2 separate regions of the Homo sapiens genome follow, and region 2 is linked to region 1. The links are chromatin loops, found by intact Hi-C in ENCODE. Cell type or tissue: psoas muscle. All regions are shown on one strand. Links, peaks and the distances in the headings refer to the core of each region. The heading gives the core; the rest is flanking DNA. Region 1 overlaps FAM13A (family with sequence similarity 13 member A). Region 2 overlaps FAM13A (family with sequence similarity 13 member A).

Evidence for each region. A loop is a pair of places that touch in the nucleus more often than their neighbours do. Peaks named below come from ENCODE experiments on the same cell type or tissue, not always from the same donor. Only the 100,000 strongest peaks of a DNase experiment are listed, where the experiment ranks them.
Region 2: it touches region 1 in a loop (2.4-fold over the local background); 4 of 110 quality-filtered maps call a loop at or near these places.

Annotation. Positions count from the first base shown.
Region 1 is chr4:89,019,041-89,029,312 of GRCh38, forward strand. It overlaps FAM13A (family with sequence similarity 13 member A), which reads right to left. Exons shown (of 24, transcript NM_014883.4): 3 at 1,420-1,629. Among named protein-coding and RNA genes, the nearest start is that of FAM13A, 33 kb to the right of the region's middle. In psoas muscle, for the core only: a CTCF peak has its summit at 5,228 (motif pointing left); no DNase peak of the experiment used is centred there; H3K27ac peaks cover 537 bases.
Region 2 is chr4:88,903,496-88,913,767 of GRCh38, forward strand. It overlaps FAM13A (family with sequence similarity 13 member A), which reads right to left. Exons shown (of 24, transcript NM_014883.4): 6 at 2,884-2,967. Among named protein-coding and RNA genes, the nearest start is that of FAM13A, 150 kb to the right of the region's middle. In psoas muscle, for the core only: no CTCF peak of the experiment used is centred there; no DNase peak of the experiment used is centred there; H3K27ac peaks cover 1,908 bases.

The DNA.
Region 1 (10,272 bases), core at 2,331-7,330:
CAGGAGGCATTGCTGATGTGAGGGCCTGGGGGAGCTACAGACAGGTCTCCTTCCCTAGGGGATGGCAAGTGGAGGTAGTTAGTGTCCTCTTCTGATACAACCACACAACTTTTAGCTAATATTTCAAAATGGTCTTTCATGGGGTAAAATATTTCTGGTACTTTCTTACTTGTCCTATCTGGCCTTCTCACTTATCCTGTTCTTTAGCATACTGCATGTGAATAGGTACACCACTGCTGTAAAGGAATGTGGCTTTAGGTAGCACCCTTAATCTGGCAACGAATACTTTTGGAAATATATTTTCTTCTTTCTTCTCTAATTTGGGAAAAATAATAAAATAAATGGTTTTAAGGGTAAACCATTTTTCTTACAGCACTTAGGAGGGAGAACTCAATAATGACTATGCCTATAATTATTACACTTAAAAAGCGAGTTCCTGGCCAGGTGCAGTGGTTCATGCCTGTAATCCCAGCTCTTGGGGAAGCCAAGATGGGTGAATCACCTGAGGTCAGGAGTTTGAGACCAGCCTGGCCAACATGGTGAAACCCCAACTCTACTAAAAATACAAAAGTTAGCCGGGCATGGTGGCGGGTGCCTGTAATCCCAGCTACTCAGGAGGCTGAGGTAGAAGAATTGCTTGAACCCAGGAGGCAGAAGTTGCAGTGAGCCAAGATTGTGCCACTGCACTCCAGCCTGGGTGACAAGAGTGAAACTACATCTCAAAAAAAAAAAAAAAAAAAAGCAAGTTCTTTCATATGAAATCACTTAATACTACAATCAAAAATCAATTTTTACCTCACGAAATGAACAAAATTATTTTAGGACTCAATCTTGCTTAGGAGAAAAAGCAAGTACACCAGTGAGCTTTCAGTCTCAAAGGTCATTAAGCAACCACAATTTAATGAATATTTCCTTTATTGTTCTCTAATGTTTTCTAAATTATTCTTGATCTCACTCCTTTTATGACAGTCATTAGTCAGAAAAACATGTCTTTGGCCCAAAAGCATCAGGGATTTTCAATATTACGTTACTGAAGTAGTCACATGTTAATGGTATCAGAAATTTCATTTAATAACGGTATTTCATAATCAGTCTAGTATGATTTTACATAGGGGATGAGGGCCTGGAGTAAAATAACAAGGTGGTGGTTATGGAAAGACCACAAATATTTAAAAACTTTTTAAATTTTAAATATTTAGTATGTTTACTAAAAATAAAACTGGTTTTTTTTTTTCTGCCCTTTTTTTTTTTTTTTTGTAGAGATGGGGGTCTTGCTTGGTTGCCCACGGTGGTCTTCAACTCCTGGCTTCAAGCAATCTTTCTACCTCAGCCTCCCAAAGTGTTGGGATTATAGGTGTGGGCCACCGTGCCCAGCCTAGTAAAGTTGTTTTAACTCCTAAAAGGATTTATTGTACTAACCCTGAAAGAGTTGAATGAATCGAGGCTGCAACGCTGAGGTGATCAGACTGTCAGGCAGCTCCCTCAGAAACAGCTTCAACAGACTGGCTGCTGAGCAGACATCACCGTCCTTCCCGAGCTCCACGGGCACTCCACTCTCGAACTTCAGTCGAAGTTGTTCCACCACCTTCACGTTACCATTCACCCTAAAAAGACCTTCTTGGGTAAGTCCTGGAAGAGCAAAGTAGGCACAGAAAATAAATAGGTTTCTCACAGACATGAAACGTAAAGAATGATAACAACACAAAGAAAGAAATCTCAGCATATGATTCTCTCAACACTGTAATTATCAATCATTGTGTAATTTTCACATTTTGTAAAACTTTCCTTAGAATAATAAATGTTCATATCCACTGCATGTCAGCTTAAAAGATCATATATGATTGGTATAAAACCCAGCTTCTAAAAATAAGGCTATGGCATATATAAACATAGAGCAAAACAGAGTACACAAAGAAATTTCATTTATATAATCTTCTAGAGCACATAACAAAAACTTACTCAGGGCTCTAACAGCAGCTTAACACTTCATGAACAACTACTTTTTAAATGACATGTATTTAAGAAACTTTTAAACTCTATGTAATTACCTGTGTAATAGTTTAAGAAATAAGGGGTAGTTTTTCAGTTATCACTAAATTCAAAATGTAAGACTCTAGGAAACTACAAAGTGGTATAAGACAAGATCCTTGCCTTCAGTCAGTTGATGGGGGATATCAGTGTCAGCTGAGGTTATCAGAGAAGGCCTCCTGGAGGAGGTAAACTTAACCTTTGGCTAAAGCAACACAGAGGGGCTGGAGCTGTTACGCTGTGAAACCAATGAAGCTTGAGCTTCAGGGCCCCTCATTTTCTTGGGCCCTTTACAAGCTCTGTCCCTAATCCTGTATTCTTAGTATCATATTCTTTTTCTTAAAGAAGTCTCAGAAGATTAGGCATCTGGACTCACAAAACCTTGATCTACCCCTGACAAAGATAAACAAAAATATGAATTGAGAAGTAGACATAGGAAAACATAAAGAAAGGTAGGCAGAGGACAATGTGGGGTGCCTAGGTCAAAGAATGATGGGATAATAAAATGGAGAAACAGGAAAGGGTCTGTGACAAGTTAAAGAGTGAAGGCCTTATCACTGGAGCAATAAGTGAGGAAAAAGACAAAATATAATCAGGGTTTTAGGAAGATTTAGCTAGCTAAGAAGTAGAGTATGGAGAGGACCTGCCTTATGGAAACTATCTTCTATTTTAAGGTAGTAAACTGAGATTATGGTGGAAAAGAAGTGAAAAACAAAGAATAAAGATGATTTGGTAACTTGGTTCAAAAGGGAGAGGGAAAGGGTTGAAAGGTAACCTTAAAGTTTTGAAAAGTAGGAATACAGGAAAAAAAAAACACTGTAAAAGATAAGATTAGGGGGTAGGGATAGGAGAGTAGCTGGTTTACGGCAGAAGATAATGATTTCCAGCTTAGTGTGCTACACACCATGTAAGTGAATGTGTCAGGCAGTAGAGGACTTTGAAAGTGTAAGAAACAATCTTTCTAAGAAAGAGCAGGCCAGGATTTAACGTGACATTCTTGAGAGTCTAATGGTGAATGTTAGCAATGACATAATGACATTGAAGCCTATCAGGATTTTTTAGAGGGGAGGTGATAATTTATATCAGCCTTTGCTTCTTTCCCTTAACTGGTAATTGTATTGCTCTTTTTAAAGCAAAAGAGGAAGCTAATTTTATTTTATTTTATAATCTAATAAAATACTTTTAAGTTCTTTAATTCAACAAACATGTAATAAGTGCCTGACATTATCTTAGGTAATAAAAAAAAATCAATCCTGAGAAAAAAAATTCAACACTATCATTACCCTCATGGACTTTGAAGTCTGGTGAGATGTTTGTGTTCTTCCACATATACATATTATTTGGCTGTGAAGAAAATCAATATCAAAAGTTGATATGAATTTTAGCTCCAATTCTGAAAAAAATTGTGACACTAGGGATGATATTAAAAGTATTTAACAATGACTAGGACCAGGGCACCACCTAAATGGAAGAGATACCAGTTGGTCTGTGTGGCAGACAGCTTCTAAAATAGTTCCCATGATCCCCACTTCTCGTACCACACCCATTATAATCCCCTCTACTTGAGTGTGGGCCGGACCTAGTGACTTGCTTCTAACAACAGAATACAGCAAATGTGATGTCATGTCATATTTTAAGATTAAGTTATAAAAGACTGACAATCCATCATGCTTCTCTCTCTTTCTCTCTCTCTCCCCCTCTCTCTGTCTGTCTGATGTACTTTATTAGCTACTGGCCACGGGCAAACAACTAAAGGTGGTCTCTGGCCAACGACCAGTGAATAACTGAAAACCCTCAGGTCAACAGCTCACAAGTAACAGAATCCTGCCAACAACCACATGAATGAGCTTGGGAGGGAATTTTTCCCCTGTTGAGTCCTGATATGACTGAAGCCTTGGCTGACACCATGATCACGGCCTTGTAACTCTAAGACAGAGGACACAACTAAGATGTATCTGGATTCCTGACCCACAGAAACTATGAGATAATGATAAATACTATTGTTTTAATCTATTATGTTTTGGGGTAATTTGTTATGCAGCAAATGGGTAACGAATACGATACGCCTTTCCCTTAAGTTCTGTGGAATATCAGGTTCTATTGGGAGATGCCAGCTTAATCATTTAAAGCTTTCAAGGTCTGTCTCCTCTACTATACAAAAGTTTATCTTTAGCTTCAGAAACTTATCCAACAATCAAGCAGCTAGCATCCAACACAAAGGCATTCCGTCCCTGGTCAAATATGAAATCCTGAAAATTTAGAGTTTTGTTTCCTGTTCCTATATTTACCCAGCTGCTTAACCTAATCTTGCCTTCTGTTTTTGGCCTAGCAAATGCCCCTTAGATCTGATTTCACATGATGTTGTTTTTTTTTTTTCTTTTTAGCTTTGACCTTAGTCTTTCTTTTCCAACAAGGTTTTTTTGAACCTTCCCCCAAATAAATATACTTCCAGCAATTTCAGAAAAAAATACCCAGCTCCAAGAACTGTCTTGTGGTCCTCAAGCCTCCTGATTCCACTGGACCAAACTAGCAGTCATATAAGGTACAAATAGAAGTGACTGAATTTAATGCTCCTCAATAATATTTTCCTGTCTCTGTCCCATTTATCTGAACAACTCTTTTCCCTCAGGATTATCTCCCACCCACAACTCTTATGATAATTCGTGATGTTCAACTAGGGAAAGTTTATAATCCTGGGCATGAATATATCACATTCTGAGAAGAAGAATCCATACAGTTTTTTAAAGCCTCTTATGAGGCTAGAATATAGCCAGTACCCACATGAGGCTTACCAGACCATATAACCTTTAAATTTTCCTACTCTAAAATTGTAGAAAGTTATGACTGTAACAAAAATATTCAGAAAAGGGGGATATTTGGATGACTTCATGAAGCAGAGTTACTCTCATACATTTCAGAGCTCCTATTATATTTGATTTTAAGCTATGTGCTAATTATCACAAAACAGCAACTTAATAGTGGTTTAGAAATGAAGAAAAAATTATATAAGCTAATGTCTACATCACTGAAAGATACTTTTCTGTACAACTGAAATATTTCTTTCAAAATAGTATGAATATTAAAAACAGAATATGCCATTAGAAACAGAATATGCCAGAAGTCACAAATTGCCTAACAGCACACTTTGGCCAGGGAAGTAGTATGACAATAAGTAAGCACATTCTGACACCTGGTGGTGACTTGAGACTCTACACTGTAGGTTAAAACGGCATAACCTATAGTATCTTCATGCCAAACTAAGAGAAAGAAGCCGTTAACATTGTCAGCGAGAAAAAGAGTTTAAAGACTGTATGCTTTATAAGTTATAATGTATATACCTTTAAATGAAAATATCCAAAATCTGCTTAAAGGGCTTGATATAGGCCTTTCTGTCTTAAAAATTCCTTTACAATAATAGTTTACCTTCATGCCAAATTGTTAAATTGCATTTACGTGAAACAATAATAAAGCATAACCAAAATAGCAACCTATGATTGAATTACATGAATGGTCACCCCTATAGTCCCATTTCCATGCCTGACATAGTGCTTACTGTGTATCACAGGTGTACAGTAAATGTTTGTTGATCTGAAAAAACTGCAAAGTAATTAAATAAAACAAATTGAAGTATTATGCCCTCAAACTTTATACTACCCTTCAAACTTACACAATTTCTTTGGTTTATTAACATGGTAGTTTCAAATACAAGAAGGGGCTTGTGTTTGTCTACGTAGTAATTAACTACATAGCCTTTCAAAATACAGGTGCCAGGCCTACCCGAGCTTGCCCAGTCAAGATTCTGATTCAGTAGTATGAGGTGTGGGCAATGCATGTGTATTATGAAGATTCCACTAGTGATTCTATTTCACATCCCTCATTAAGAGCGACTGATTTAACTTAATAAAATGTTTAGTTTGCATTACCCGAATACACCCTGTTAAAGTATAACTAACAGTATGCTAAGGAGGGGCAGAAGAAAATCAATCCCTAATTTAAATTTTGTCAAAATTTTCATATGTTGATGGTGTGAGTGTAAATTGTTTCAGCTCTGATAGAGTTCATTACACATGCACATATCCTCTGACCATCCAGGAGTTCACTTCCAGGAAGGTAGTCTATGCACACACTTGTATGTGCTTCAAATGCCATATGCTAAAGGTTAACCATGGAATCATTGTTTTTTTTTTTTTTTTTTTTTTTTTTTTTTGAGACGGAGTCTCGCTCTGTCGCCCAGGCCGGACTGCGGACTGCAGTGGCGCAATCTCGGCTCACTGCAAGCTCCGCTTCCCGGGTTCACGCCATTCTCCTGCCTCAGCCTCCCGAGTAGCTGGGACTACAGGCGCCCGCCACCGCGCCCGGCTAATTTTTTGTATTTTTAGTAGAGACGGGGTTTCACCTTGTTAGCCAGGATGGTCTCGATCTCCTGACCTCATGATCCACCCGCCTCGGCCTCCCAAAGTGCTGGGATTACAGGCGTGAGCCACCGCGCCTGGCCGGAATCATTGTCTGTAAACGACAGAAGACTGGAAACAATCCATTTGCCCATCAGTATGGGACTGCTTAAAGATATGATATATACATGTGGTAGAACGGTGTGCAGAGGAAAAGAAAATAATTAAAAATGAGTAAAGCTCTTTATGCAATATGGAACAATCTCCAAAATACACTGATATTTAAAAGATTCAGAACAGTGTGCAATATTTGTGATAAAAGGGAAAAAAGAACACACAGACGCATACTTATATATACACGAAACATCTTAAGAAGATACCAGAAACGGGTATAGCAATACTGTTTTAGAGAGAGAAAACAAAGGTCAGGAGACACTTTGTAGGGATAGACTTTTCACCATATACTCTCCTATATTTTTAACCACATAATTTTATTAACAATTCAAAAAATATTAAAATTTTTAAAAATCAAAAATGTAAAATTTTTTACACAATAAAAGTATGATCAAGAGACTATTATCCAATGAATGTTGAGAGAAAGAACGTTGATTATGCCATAACCAGAATACTATTCTAGGTACCCGTAGTTGGACATCTAAATGAACCATACAACCCTACTTAACAGATGAAATGAAAGATCTAAAAATCCATTTGTATCTAACTCAGTGGGATACACAGCCTCACTCAAAACCAAGTATGTAAATAAATCCTGTTAAAGCTGGTTGTAAATCCTGGCTTCAAGATTTTGTAGGCCAAACTTCCATCTTCCTGTCATGCTATGTGTAACACTGTTTGTATTTAACTGTTTGAAGCATTTGAATAAATCCAGAGCTGTTTTCTAAGAATCTGGCCTTTTTACAATTTATCTTCCTTTAATAAGGAGAAAAATTCTACGGAGTAAGAACAGAAACCTGGCTCTTAAGTTTTCAGAAAAAAAATATAATTTTGTCATAAAGAACTGCCTGAGAGTGGGTAATTTATAAAAGAAAGAGGTTTAACTAACTCACAGTTCAGCATGGCTGGGGAGGCCTCAGGAAACTTACAATCATGGCAGAAGGCAAAGGGAAAGCGAGGCACCTTCTTCACAAGGCAGCAGGAAGAAGAAGTGCTGAGCGAACAGGGAAGAGCCCCTTATGAAACCATCAGATCTCTTGAGAACTCATTCACTATCAGAGAACAGCCTGGGGAAACCACCCCCATGATTCAATTACCTCCACTTGGTCTCTCCCTTGACACGTGGGGATTGGGGGATTATAATTCAAGATAAGATTTGGGTGGGGACACAAAGCCTAACCATATCAGTCATCTACATGCCTAGTAACCAGAGCAGATAGATGTTTTTTCAATTAACATCTAACCATCAGCAGAATGAATAATCTGCCATAGAGTCCCTGTCAAAAGTTGATAGGAACATGTGATGAGTGCTTCTCACTCATTTCCAATAAATGATTCTTATCAGAAAGGGAGAAGAGACTTGTAATCCTGGAAAGATATGGCCTGAAACAAATTACTCAAATTACAGTAGACCCACCTTACCGGCAGGGGATATGTTCCAAGACTGCCAGTGGATGCCTGAAACCTTGGATAGTACCAAACCCTATATATACTGTTTTTTTCTCCTATACATACATATCTATGACAAAGTTTAATTTAAAAAGTACGCATAGTAAGAGATTAACAACAATAACTAATAATAAAACAGAATAGAGCCAGGTGCAATGGCTCACATCTATAATCGAAGCTACTTAAGAGGCTGAGGTGGAAGGATTGTTTAAAGCCAGGAGTTCAAACCAGCCTGGACAACATGGCGAGACCTGCCTCTAAAAAAATTTTTTTTAATTAGCAGGTTACAGTGCCACATGCCTGTATAATGCCAGCTACTCAGAAGGCTGTGGTGGGAAGATTATTTGAACCATGGAATATGAGGCTGCAATGAGTTATGATCACATCATGGCATTCCATCCTGGAAAACAGAGCAAGACTCTGTCCCTTTAAAAAAAAAAAAGCAATACAATAGAAAAAATGGGAGAGATTTGTTCTTACCATAGATTTTAGCAACCTCAGCATACAATTTTTTTTCTTCCTTTATTAAGTCGAGAACTCACCTTTTCAATTAAAAGAAGCACTTCATGGCTTCTCTTTGGCATATCCGAATTGCCAGCATTATTATTCTTGCGCTTTGGGGCCATTATTAAGTAAAATAAGAGTCACCTGAACACAAGCACTGTGATACCACAATGATCAATCTGCAAATTGAGGCCACTGCTAAGTGACTAATAGGAAGGTGGCATATACACATGGATACACTGGACAAGGGGAGGATTCAGGTCCCAAGCGGCAGGATGGCTGGAGATCTCATCATGCTACTGAGAAGGCTACACCATTTAAAACTGATGAATTGGTGGCCGGGTGCAGTGGCTTAGGCCTGGAATCTCAGCACTTTGGGAGGCCAAGGCAGGCAGATCACCTGAGGTCAGGAGTTCAAGACCAACCTGGCCAACATGGTGAAATCCCATCTCTACTAATAATACAAAAAAAAAAAAAAATAGCTGGGTGTTCATCTGTAATCCCTGCTACTTGGGAGGCTGAGGCAGGAGAATTGCTTGAACCCGGGAGGTAGAGGTTGCAGTGAGCCAAGATTACGCCATTGCACTACAGCCTGGGCTACAAAAGCTAACCTCCGTCTCAAAAAAAAAAAAAAAAAGCCCCCAAAAACTGATGAATTGTTTATTTCTAAAATTCTCCAGTTAGTATTTTTGGACCATGATTGGTCACAGGTAAGAGTGAAACCTTAGAAAACCAAACCATGCATAAGGGCGGGGGGGATTACTGTACAGAATATTTTTGAAGCCTCAAGTTTTACATTTAAAAATCCCTTCATGGCTGAGCATCATGGCTCATGCCTATAATCCCAACACTTTGGGAGGCTGAGGTGGGAGAATCTCTTGAGCCCAGGAGTTCAGAACCGGCTGGGGCAACATTGGGAGAACCTGTCTCTACAAATAAAAATAAAAATAAAAAAATCAGGCAGTGTGGCAGAACACACCTGTGGTCCCAGCTACTCGCGAGGCTAAGAAAGGAAGATCACTTGAGCCCTGAAGTATGAGATTACAGTGAGCTATGATCATATCACTGCACTCTGGCCTGGGTAACAGAGCAAGACCCTATCTCTTAAAAAAAGATGTAGGCACATGTATACATATGTAACTAACCTGCACAATGTGCACATGTACCCTAAAACTTAAAGTACATAAAAAAAAAAAAAAGATGTAGGGAATATGGAAGCATTCTCTCAACTTATCCAGATTTGTGATTTATTTTAAACGAAATCATCAAAAAGCTGTGGGCTTCACAGCTCTCAATAACTAAATGAGATATAATTTATCTTTTTACTGTATAATGTACTATATTATTCTCCAAATGTTTTACATGCTTTATCATTCCAAAAATAAGTGAAACCACCCCCCACCACTCCGCATAGTAAGCTTTACATCATAGTTTTTTGGTGTCTCTCCTAAGTGTATGAGGATAGTCAAGGCATTGAATAAGTTCATGATTGACCTCAGGTAAAAGAGATACCCAAAAACGTGTTTGATTACATTAAAAATTATTGACTATCAGTTGGAATTTAATTAATCTAGTAAACTGACTATTAATATTACAACAGTGTATTTCAGCATTTAAAACTAGGAAACATTCCAAACTAGAAATCTCTATAATTAAAGTGATTGCTCTATGGTTAATCAAATTAGTACTGTCAAGATCATGTTAAGCAGTAATGCCCTTTTTTAAA
Region 2 (10,272 bases), core at 1,953-6,952, 120 kb before region 1:
AAAAGCAAACTATGGGAAAATGATTCTCTAATAAATGGTGCTGAGAGAACAGGCTAGCCATATGCCAAAAATTGAAACTGGACCCCTTCCTTACACCTTATACAAAAATTAACTCAAAATGGATTAAAGATTTCTAGGATTTTTAGAGTTTTGGGTTTTACATTTGTTGTAAACACTTCACAAGAAAATCTAGGCAATACCATTCAGGACATAAGCATGGGCAAAGATTTCAGGACGAAAACACCAAAAGCAATTGCAACATAAGCAAAAATTGACAAACGGGATCTAGTTAAACTAAAGAGCTTTTGCACAGCAAAAGAAACTGTCACCATAGTGAACACACAACCTGCAGAACGGGAGAAAATGTTTGTAACTTATCCATCTGACAAAGGTCTAACATCAAGTCTACAAGGAACTTAAACACATTTATAAGAAAAAAAATCCTATTAAAAAGTGGGTAAAGGACATGAACAGGCACTTCTCAAAAGAAGACATTTATGTGGCCAACAATCAGGAAAATAAGCTCAACATCACTGATCATTAGATACATGGAAATCAAAACCACAATGAGATACCATCTCATGCCAGTCAGAATGGCTATTATTAAAAAGTCAAGAAAGAACAGATGCTGATGAGGTTGCAGAGAAAAAGAAATGCTTTTACAGTGTTGGTGGAAGTGTAAATTAGTTCAACCATTGTGGCAGAGAATATGGTGATTCTGCAAAGATCTAGAACCAGAAATACCATATGACCCAGCAATCCCATTACTGGGTATATGTCCAAAAGAATATAAATCATTCTATTATAACAATACATGCACATGTATGTTCACTGCAGTACTACTTACAATAGCAAAGACATGGAATCAACCCTAATGCCCATCAATCATAGACTGGATAAAGAAAATGTGGTACACATACACCATGGAATACTATGCAGCCATAAAGAGGAATGAGATCATGTCCTTTCTAGGACATGGATGGAGCTGGAAACCGTTATTCTCAGCAAACTAACACAGGAATAGAAAACCAAACATTGCATGTTCTCACTTATAAATGGGAGCTGAATCATGAGACCACATGGACACCGGGAGGGGAATAACACACACTGGGACCCGTCAGTGGGGTGGCTTAGGGTGAGGGAATAAGCAAGGATACCTAATGGATGCTGGGTTTAATACCTAGGTGATGGTAGGAGATCTGTGCAGCAAACCACCATGGCACACCTTTACCTATGTAACAACTCTGTACATCCTGCACCTGTACCTCTGAACCTAAAATCAAAGTTGAAGAGAAAAAAGAAATTTTTCTTTTCACTGGCAAAACAATTATCAGCATTTTGGATTTTTTCTTACTAAGGGAAACAAAATTTTACACATTAACGCCTTTATGCTATCATATCTATAATAGTTTTTATTTTTTCTTATTAAAATTTATGTAAATACTTTCCATTGATTATGTGTTCCTCATAATTATGAAACATCATACAGTGATTTTTATTTAAAAAAATTACAGCTGAACATTTTACTTTACGCCCAGAAGGGAAAATGCATCTCATGCATTTCTATTATGCTTAGAGGTACCCTAGGAAGATCTACTGCACTTGACTATTTCCTATGTCAGAGGCTAGAAAAAATTATATGTAAGTATGTATGTGTGTATATATGTATGTATGTATGAACGAGATGGAGTCTCATTCTTGTCGCAGCTCGCTGCGACCTCTGCTTCTGAGGTTCAAGCAATTCTTTCTGCCTCAGCCTCCCAGTTAGCTGGGATTACAGGAGCCCGCCACCCAATCCTGGCTAATTTTTTTTGTATTTTTAGTACAGATGGGGTTTCAACATGTTGGCCAGACTGGTCCTTTTTCTTTCTTAATAGTGAACTTTTTGGCATTTTACTTTTTATATATTTCTTTTCAAAATTTTTTATTTTACGTTTGGGGGTACATGTGAAGGTTACATAGGTAAACATGTGTCACAAGGGTTTGTTGTACATATTATCACATCCCAGGTATTAAGCCCAGTACCCGATACTTATCTTTTCTGTTTCTCTTCCTCCTCCCACCCTCCACCCTCGAGGAGGTCCCAGTGTCTGTTGTTTCCTTCTTTGTGTTCATAAGTTCTTGTCATTTAGCTCCTATTTATAAGTGAGAACATGTGGTATTTGGTTTTCTATTCCTGCGTTAGTTTACCAAGCATGATAGCCTCCAGCTCCATCCATGTTCCTGCAAAAGGCATGGTCTCATAGCCACAATTGTTATTGAGCAGAAGTAAAACCATCTACTAAAAATTATCACTATCTCTTCAATAATAGGAGTGTCTGAAGAATTTTTGGCTGAATACAACCATGGATTAAAGGTACTGTATAAAAAGTGCTTTTATACCACCAGATCCTCCCGCAACACTCCCTCATGCCTACTTCCCTGAAAAAACAAACAAATAAAAAACCAAAAGGGCTGAAGGAAATGCAATCAACAGAACATGGAAATAGGAGAGCATCAAGAAACATGCTGGCCGGGCATGGTGGCTCACGCCTGTAATCCCAGCACTTTGGGAGGCCAAGGCAGGCAGATCACCTGAGGTCAGGAGTTTGAGACCAGCCTGGCCAACATGGCAAAACCCCGTCTCTACTAAAAATACAAAAATTAGCTGGGCATGGTGGTGCGCACCTTTAGTCCGAGCTACCCCAGAGGCTGATGCAGGAGAACTGCCTGAACCCAGGAGGCAGAGGTTGCAGTGAGCTGAGATTGCGCCACTGCACTCCAGCCTGGACGATAAAGCAAGACTCTGTCTCAAAACAAACAAACAAACAAACAAAAACAACAAAAAACAAAGAACCATGCTAAAGATTTCACATGGTCGCCTACAGAGAAAACATAGTTTACCTTGGTTTTTGGAGGTGGTTTTGGCATGTCTCTTTCTAAGCCTCTTGTTAAAAGGATGGGCAGGGAGTTCTTATAATAGACCTCCTACAAAAGAAGTATAAAGGAAACATTAGAGATTAAAGAACACTTACCCTAACCAAAAATTACAAGGTAGTGAAAAACAGTTTTGAAGAGAGAGCATTTCTGGATTGAGTTGTTCACATCAGAAGCTGGTGAAATTGTAGTACGGAGTCAAAACTTTTCCTCTTACATGTCATATACAACAATAAAGTAAGATAAGATGGTGATGGAGTAGGTGAGAGATGTACAGTACATATATTCAGAGATGATCATTAAAAATCATATCTGCACTGTTATGTCATTTTATCACATACATATCCAGTATAGACAGCTTGCTCTTCTTTTGAGAAGTGAATAGTTAAATCTCCAAAATATCAACCAACAAACTTAAAGTCGCCAACATTCCCTACATTTTACAGATGTATTCTGACTCTTTACATACTTGACCTTAAACAATTTCCTTCAGATAATTTACCAAACCACTATTAAACGGTGATAGTTTTGTATTAACACCTTGTGGAAGAATATATGAGTATCTGTTTCCAGAATTATTAAACCTCCAAGTCCTTGGTTCACACCAAAAGAACATTTGCCAAAATAATGGCAGAAATTACAAGGAGGCAGCTGAGGCATAACTGTATAGATTTATTATTTATTCATACACGATGAACAGAAATGACAGTAATCTTGTTTGTTTTGTTGTTTCAATAATGCAGAGCCTCACTTCCGAATAGCCATTAACTTGGATAAGCTTTCCATAGATGATTCCATCTCCAAATTAAGATAGGAAAATAATACATAAAAGGAAAATTATAGGCAACAAGAAGGCTGAGAAAGTCAGTCAGATTTTTTTCACTTATTCCATAATCCTCCATATCCCATTTCTTCCCCAACATTCCTGCCATTCAATCATCTAAATCATACATTTTTTAAAAGTTTAGTTTATGGCTAATTCGTTACAATCTTTTAAACATAATTTTAGTCTGCATACTTCAGAATATTATTAAAATTTGCTAGACTTATATTCATTTATTTCTAAAGGGAACAATATATTATTAGGATAAAATGTCCCTAAAGAAAGTAACAACACTACTTATTATTAATAAAGATTGAATCTTATGATGTATTGGGCGTTGCTAAAGACTGCATTTATAATGCCGTTTTTACGCCCAATAGCCCTATGAGCTAGGAACTATTATCATCATCTCCCCTTTAAGGCTAACACAATGCAGGCTTACAGAAGTTAAGTAAACTTGCCCAAGGTCACACAGGACTCAAAGATTGTTCTGTAAAACATTAGGGCCTGAGCTCTTAATACCTTTATATATTACTCATCTCCGATATACCATACTTGGCATCTAAAACCACTAAGTTGTGGAGCCATAGCATTTTAAAGCCAAAAGAGTTTTGTAAAGGTCAACTAGTCGGCCTCCCTGATTTTACAGATGAGGGACTTGGATTCTAAGGTGATGTGTCCAAGATCACATAGACAGTGGCAAAGCTGAGACTCATGTCTGGACCACAAAGTAGTACACAGCACATGTTCTCAGGTTTGTGCTAGGGACAAACATTCCCAGATGCATAGGGGATTGGAAGCCTCTTCTAAGCTGGGGAGTAGCTGCAGGTACTGCCAACACTCTCAGCTGCCTGTGGCCTCACATAGCCCTTATGTAAGTACCAAAGGGTACATTTCAGAGATCCCTAAATAAGTGTGCATTCCAGTCTTACCCTTTCCCACTAGTTACAGCACCTGCTGGTGGTAAGCTGCTTTCTGGAAATAGTGAATGAACCCATTCCCGCTTCTGACTCACTGTGAGAGGGATAAACTATATCCAGCATGACATTTAGGAGAGCCAACTGCATAATACATTGCATAATTTGACTATGCTTGGATAACACAATTATGCTTTATGCTTGTACCTGTTTTTTAAAACTACTGGTATGTAAATGCTAGAATATGATGAAAAGAAACAAGGCTGACTGTTAAGGGAAATTAGTAGAAATGTCTGACTGTTGTCTATGACTGTCTGAGTGTTTACAAATGCCTATAATTCTTTCTTCCTTATGCAAAAAACAGAAGTGACAGTATTTCTTTATTCTATTTTCCAGCCCTGTCTCTGTGAATTAATGGGCACAAGGCTGACAGTCAACTTTTTCCTATAAGACTCTGAAAGCATTTTTTCTAAACTTCTATTTGCAAATGTCACCTACATGAATTATATTTACTTTTTGTTTTATGACTTTAAACTTAGACAATACAGACAAAGTAAAGTTTAGCAGTCTGAGAATGAACTGGCAGATAAGAGATCTAGCTCAAGGAAGAAGTAGTATTTATTGATGAAAAGACAAGCCAGCACCCGTTCAGAGTTGCGTTCCCAGTGCCCCATCAGAATGGTACTGAAACAGCAGCTCCCACCCTTGCAGCAAGCAGCGAGCAAGGGGGCTGCAGAGCCACAGGACACAGGTAACACCTTCCTATAAGGCCCATGGTACTTAGATTTCTGGAGAAAAGTTAAATAATTCAACTAGTAACCTAAGCAAATAACTGGTGATAACTTAATGTATTCTTTTAAAATATATATTATGCAGTTAAGTATGAAATAGTAAGATAAAACATTTTCTAAATCTTTATAAAGCCATTTATATTTGTACATATGTATCTGAGAAAGTTGAAAATTTATGTCCACAGCAAAAATATCAACACAAATGCAAATAGTAGAATTATTCATAATAGCCTAAAAGTGGTGACAATCCAAATGCCCATTAATTGATGAATGGATAAACAAGACATGGTATAGTCACATAATAGAATATTCTTCGGCTATAAAAAGGAATAAAGTACTGACACCTGCTACAACATGAATGAACCTTGAAAACATGCTAAGTGAAATAATACAGACACAAAAGGATATATATTGTGTGATTCCACTTATATGAAATGTCCAGAATAGGCAAATACTTAGTGACAGAAAGTAGATTGGTTATTGCCAGGGGTTGGGAGGAGTGGGGAATGTGGAGTGACTGCTAATGGGTCTGATGTACATGAGGTTTTTTATTTTTTTTTTTTGAGATGGAGTCTCGCTCTGTTGCCAGGCTGGAGTGCAGTGGCGTGATCTTGGCTCACTGCAACCTCCGCCTCCCAGGTTCAAGCGATTCTCCTGTCTCAGCCTCTGGAGTAGCTGGGACTACAGGTGTGCACCACCATGCCCAGCTAATTTTTGTATTTTTAGTAGAGATGAGGTTTCTCCATGTTGGCCAGGATGGTCTCTATCTCTTGACCTTGTGATCCGCCCACCCTGGCCTCCCAAAGTGCTGGGATTACAGAAGTGAGCCACCGTACCCAGCTGAGGTTTCTTTTTAGGGTGATAAAAATATTCTGGAATTAGGTAATGGTGATGATTGCACAGTTTTGTGAACACACACAAAGCCATAGATTGTATACTTTATAAGAGTGAATTTCAATGGTATGTGAATTATATCTAAATTTTTTACAAAGCCATGTAAAGAACGTTCCCACATTCTCAAGGTAAGAGACCTCGGGTTTGTGTTCAAACTCTTCCTTTAGAAGAACTTTTTAGAAAAAGTTTGGAGGGGGATGTTGTGTTTCTAAGTGTTAAATTGTATGTAGGCATGAAAATTTATTCAACAAATATCAACTGAATCTTATTACTAGTTGGAATGGGTGTTATTCCAATGCTGGGCACTGGAGAACGAAGTGTCAAACTGGACATTAATAGATCACATACGGCATATTTATACTTATTTTAAACATTTGATCTACTTACATGAGACTTTTGACTGAACCAATTGCTTACTTTAATGACCTTTGCACAACACCTACTTGCTTAAACCAGCTGTGTCATGGTATCATGAGAACACCAGTTAAAAATACAATAAGGAAGGAAAAAAATACCTTATCATGGTTTCTTTTGCCTTACTATTCAACTACTAATGACATTTAAAAATAGGAAAGCACTCACTGTCCCCTCAGCCTTGCACACTACTTCCACAGCTCTTTTAAGGTTTGGTCCCTTGTTTCATTCAGGTCTTTGCTCAATTTCACTGGAGCAGGTTATCTTCCCAGGATGCCACCTGGGAAGGGATATTAATCACTACCTCCCTCCTCTTCCACTTGTTTCTCTCTATCCCCTACCCTATTTTATGTTTCCCCATAGCCCTTAGAAATATCCAACCTTAAACTTACTGGTTTTAATTCTTTTTTTTTTTTTTGAGATGGAGTCTCGCTCTGTCACCAGGTTGGAGTGCAGTGGTGCCATCTCAGCTCACTGCAACTTCTGCCTCCTGGGTTCAAGCGATTCTCCTGCCTCAGCCTCCTGAGTAGCTGGGACTACAGGCACGCGTCACCATGCCCAGCTAATTTCTGTATTTTTAGTAGAGACGGGGTTTCACCACGTTGGCCAGGATGGTCTCAATCTCTTGACCTCGTGATCTGCCCGCCTCAGCCTCCCAAAGTGCTGGGATTACAGGCGTGAGCCACCACGCCCAGCTGCTTTTAATTCTTTATTGTCCATCTCACCCTACTCTGTGAGAGGACTTGGTCAGTCTTCTTCATAAATACATTATATCCACAGAGCCTACAACTAGGTTTGGCACATAGTAGGAGCTCAATTGTTGAGTGACTGAGTAAACTGAATGAATAAAATCCCCTTCCAAGCCCCTTGTGCATTCCTCCTGCTTTTAGTCCCTTCTTAATTCCCTTCTTAAATTCCCTTTATGATCCTTCGTTCTCTTGCTAATACCCTTAATTTCTTTCCTCCAGTCTCCAATCATTGCATTCACCTCACAAAAGTACAATGTTGGATGAATCCAGCTATATGCTTTCTCTGTGCTGAGAACGGAGCAGCTCAAAGTGGCTGGAAAAAGTTACAGAATTGGTTGATTGGTTTCACATTAAATTTATGACCAAAAACTTTGGATGGGCCCTCCCTCATGTACAGCAATTCTGCTATACTTCTTGCGTAACTTGATTTTCCACTTTCCAAGATGATATTTCTTGTCTTTCCCTCTCTTCTCAAACCCCTTTCTTTCCATTCTTGCTTAATACCTCTTTGGAAAAACAGAAACATCGGAGCAGAAGCTAGTCATTGCCACACCATCAAATCTACAAACCTAGCTGAAATCATTCAATCCTCTCTGCCTTCCCTGTTGTTGCAATGAGAGATAAGACTGGTTGTATCAAAGAGCAATTCCCTCCATATGCACAGTGGATCTCATCTCCTTTCATCTCCCCAAAGGCTGCTCCTTCAACGGTCTCCTGTCACTCCCTTCCCCACTGTGACCATTCCCATCAATCACAAGCATGCTCTGCAGTCATATCTTCTCATTTTTGTTTGTTTATTTTTAAAAGATACTTCCTTAATCCTACATCTCCCATTAGCTATGGTCCTACTTGCTTCCCTTCATAGCAAATTCCTTTAAAACAGCCATCTTCACTCACTTTCTCTACTTCCTCACCTCCAATTCATTCTTCAATGCCCTAAGATGTGGTCTTTGTCTCACTATTTCACAGAATCTGCCAAAACAGTCACAGCTCAGCCTCCGTCTTACTCTTGTTCTTAGTAACATTTAAAGAAGGTAACTATTCTTGAATTACTGTCTTCTCTTAGCTTCCATGACATCACTGGTAGGTGGCTTTTGATGGTTAAATTTAGGTGTCAACTTGACTAAATGAAGAGATGTCCAAAGAGTTGGCAAAACATTATTTCTGGGTATGTCTGTGAGGGTGTTCTGGAAGAGGCTGGTATTTGAATCAATGGGCTGAGTAAGGAAGATCCACTCTCACCAAATGTTGCAGGCACCATCCAATTGGCTGAGGACATATAGAGAACAAAAAGGCAGAGGAAAGGTGAATTTGATGTCTCTCCTAGAGCTGGGGCACCCATCTTCCCCTGCTCTTGGACATTAAAACTCCAGGTTCTGCAGCCTTTGGACTTTGGACTTGCACCATCAGCTTCCCAGCCACTCAAGACTTCGGATTTAGACTGAGCCATGCTACCAGCTTCCCTGATTCACCAGAGCTTGCAAACAGCATATTATAGAGCTCTTCAGCCTCCAAAATCATGTGAGCCAAACCCCATAATAAATCACCTCTCTCTTTACACACATACATACACACACACACACACACACACACACACACACACACCTCCTATTGGTTTTCTCTGGAAAACCTTGAACATATACAGGAGGAAAACATTTTCCTACTCACCCAGACCAACTCCATACAGTTGGCTGCTGCTCCTCCTCTATACAACAAAGTTACAGTTACATATCTATTGGTTATTGGTTTATTTTCTGAATCCTCTACTAAAGAGAAGTCTAAGCCTGGGCAACCTAGTGAGACTCTGTCTCTACAAAAACAACAAAATAAAATTAGGCAGGCATGGTGGCACATTCCTGTGGTCCTAGATACTCAGGAGGCTGAGGCAGGAGGACCTATTGAGCCCAAGAGGTCCAGCCTGCAGTGAGCTGTGATCACACCACTGCACTCCAGCCAGGGTGACAGAGCAAGACAGAAGAAAGAAGAAAGAAGAAGAAAGAAGGAAGAAGAGGAGGAGGAGGAGGAAGAAGAAGAAGAAGAAGTAGTAGAAGTAGTAGTAGAGAGAAGGAACAAGAGGAGGAGGAAGAAGAAGAAGAGGAGGAGGAGGAAGAGGAAGAGGAAGAAGAACAGGAGGAAGAGGAAGAGGAAGAAGAGGAGGAGGAGGAAGAAGAAGAGGAAGAAGTGGAGGAGGAAGAGGAAGAGGAAGAAGAACAGGAGGAAGAGGAAGAGGAAGAAGAGGAGGAGGAGGAAGAAGAAGAGGAAGAAGTGGAGGAGGAAGAGGAAGAGGAAGAAGAACAGGAGGAAGAGGAAGAGGAAGAAGAGGAGGAGGAAGAAGAAGAAGAGGAAGAAGAGGAGGAAGAAGAGAAGAGGAAGAAGAGGAGGAGGAGGAGGAAGACAAAGAAGAAGAAGTAGTAGAAGTAGTAGTAGAGGGAAGAGGGAAGAAGAGGAGGAGGAAGAAGAAGAAGAGGAGGAGGAGGAAGAGGAAGAAGAAGAGGAGGAAGAGGAAGAGGAAGAAGAGGAGGAGGAGGAAGAAGAGGAAGAAGAGGAGGAAGAGGAGGAGGAGGAAGAAGAAGAAAAAAGAAGAAGAAGGCGGCAAATAATACATGTCTCCTTTTACTACTGTGATCACAATTCCATAGAGAATTGCCTGGTATAGCAGGAACTCAATAAATGTGTGTTGAATAAATGAATGAAGGAAGTCGGAGTGACTCAAGAGTTGATACAGAGAAGCCTTCTTTTCCCAAATGATATGAAATCATTCACCTTCA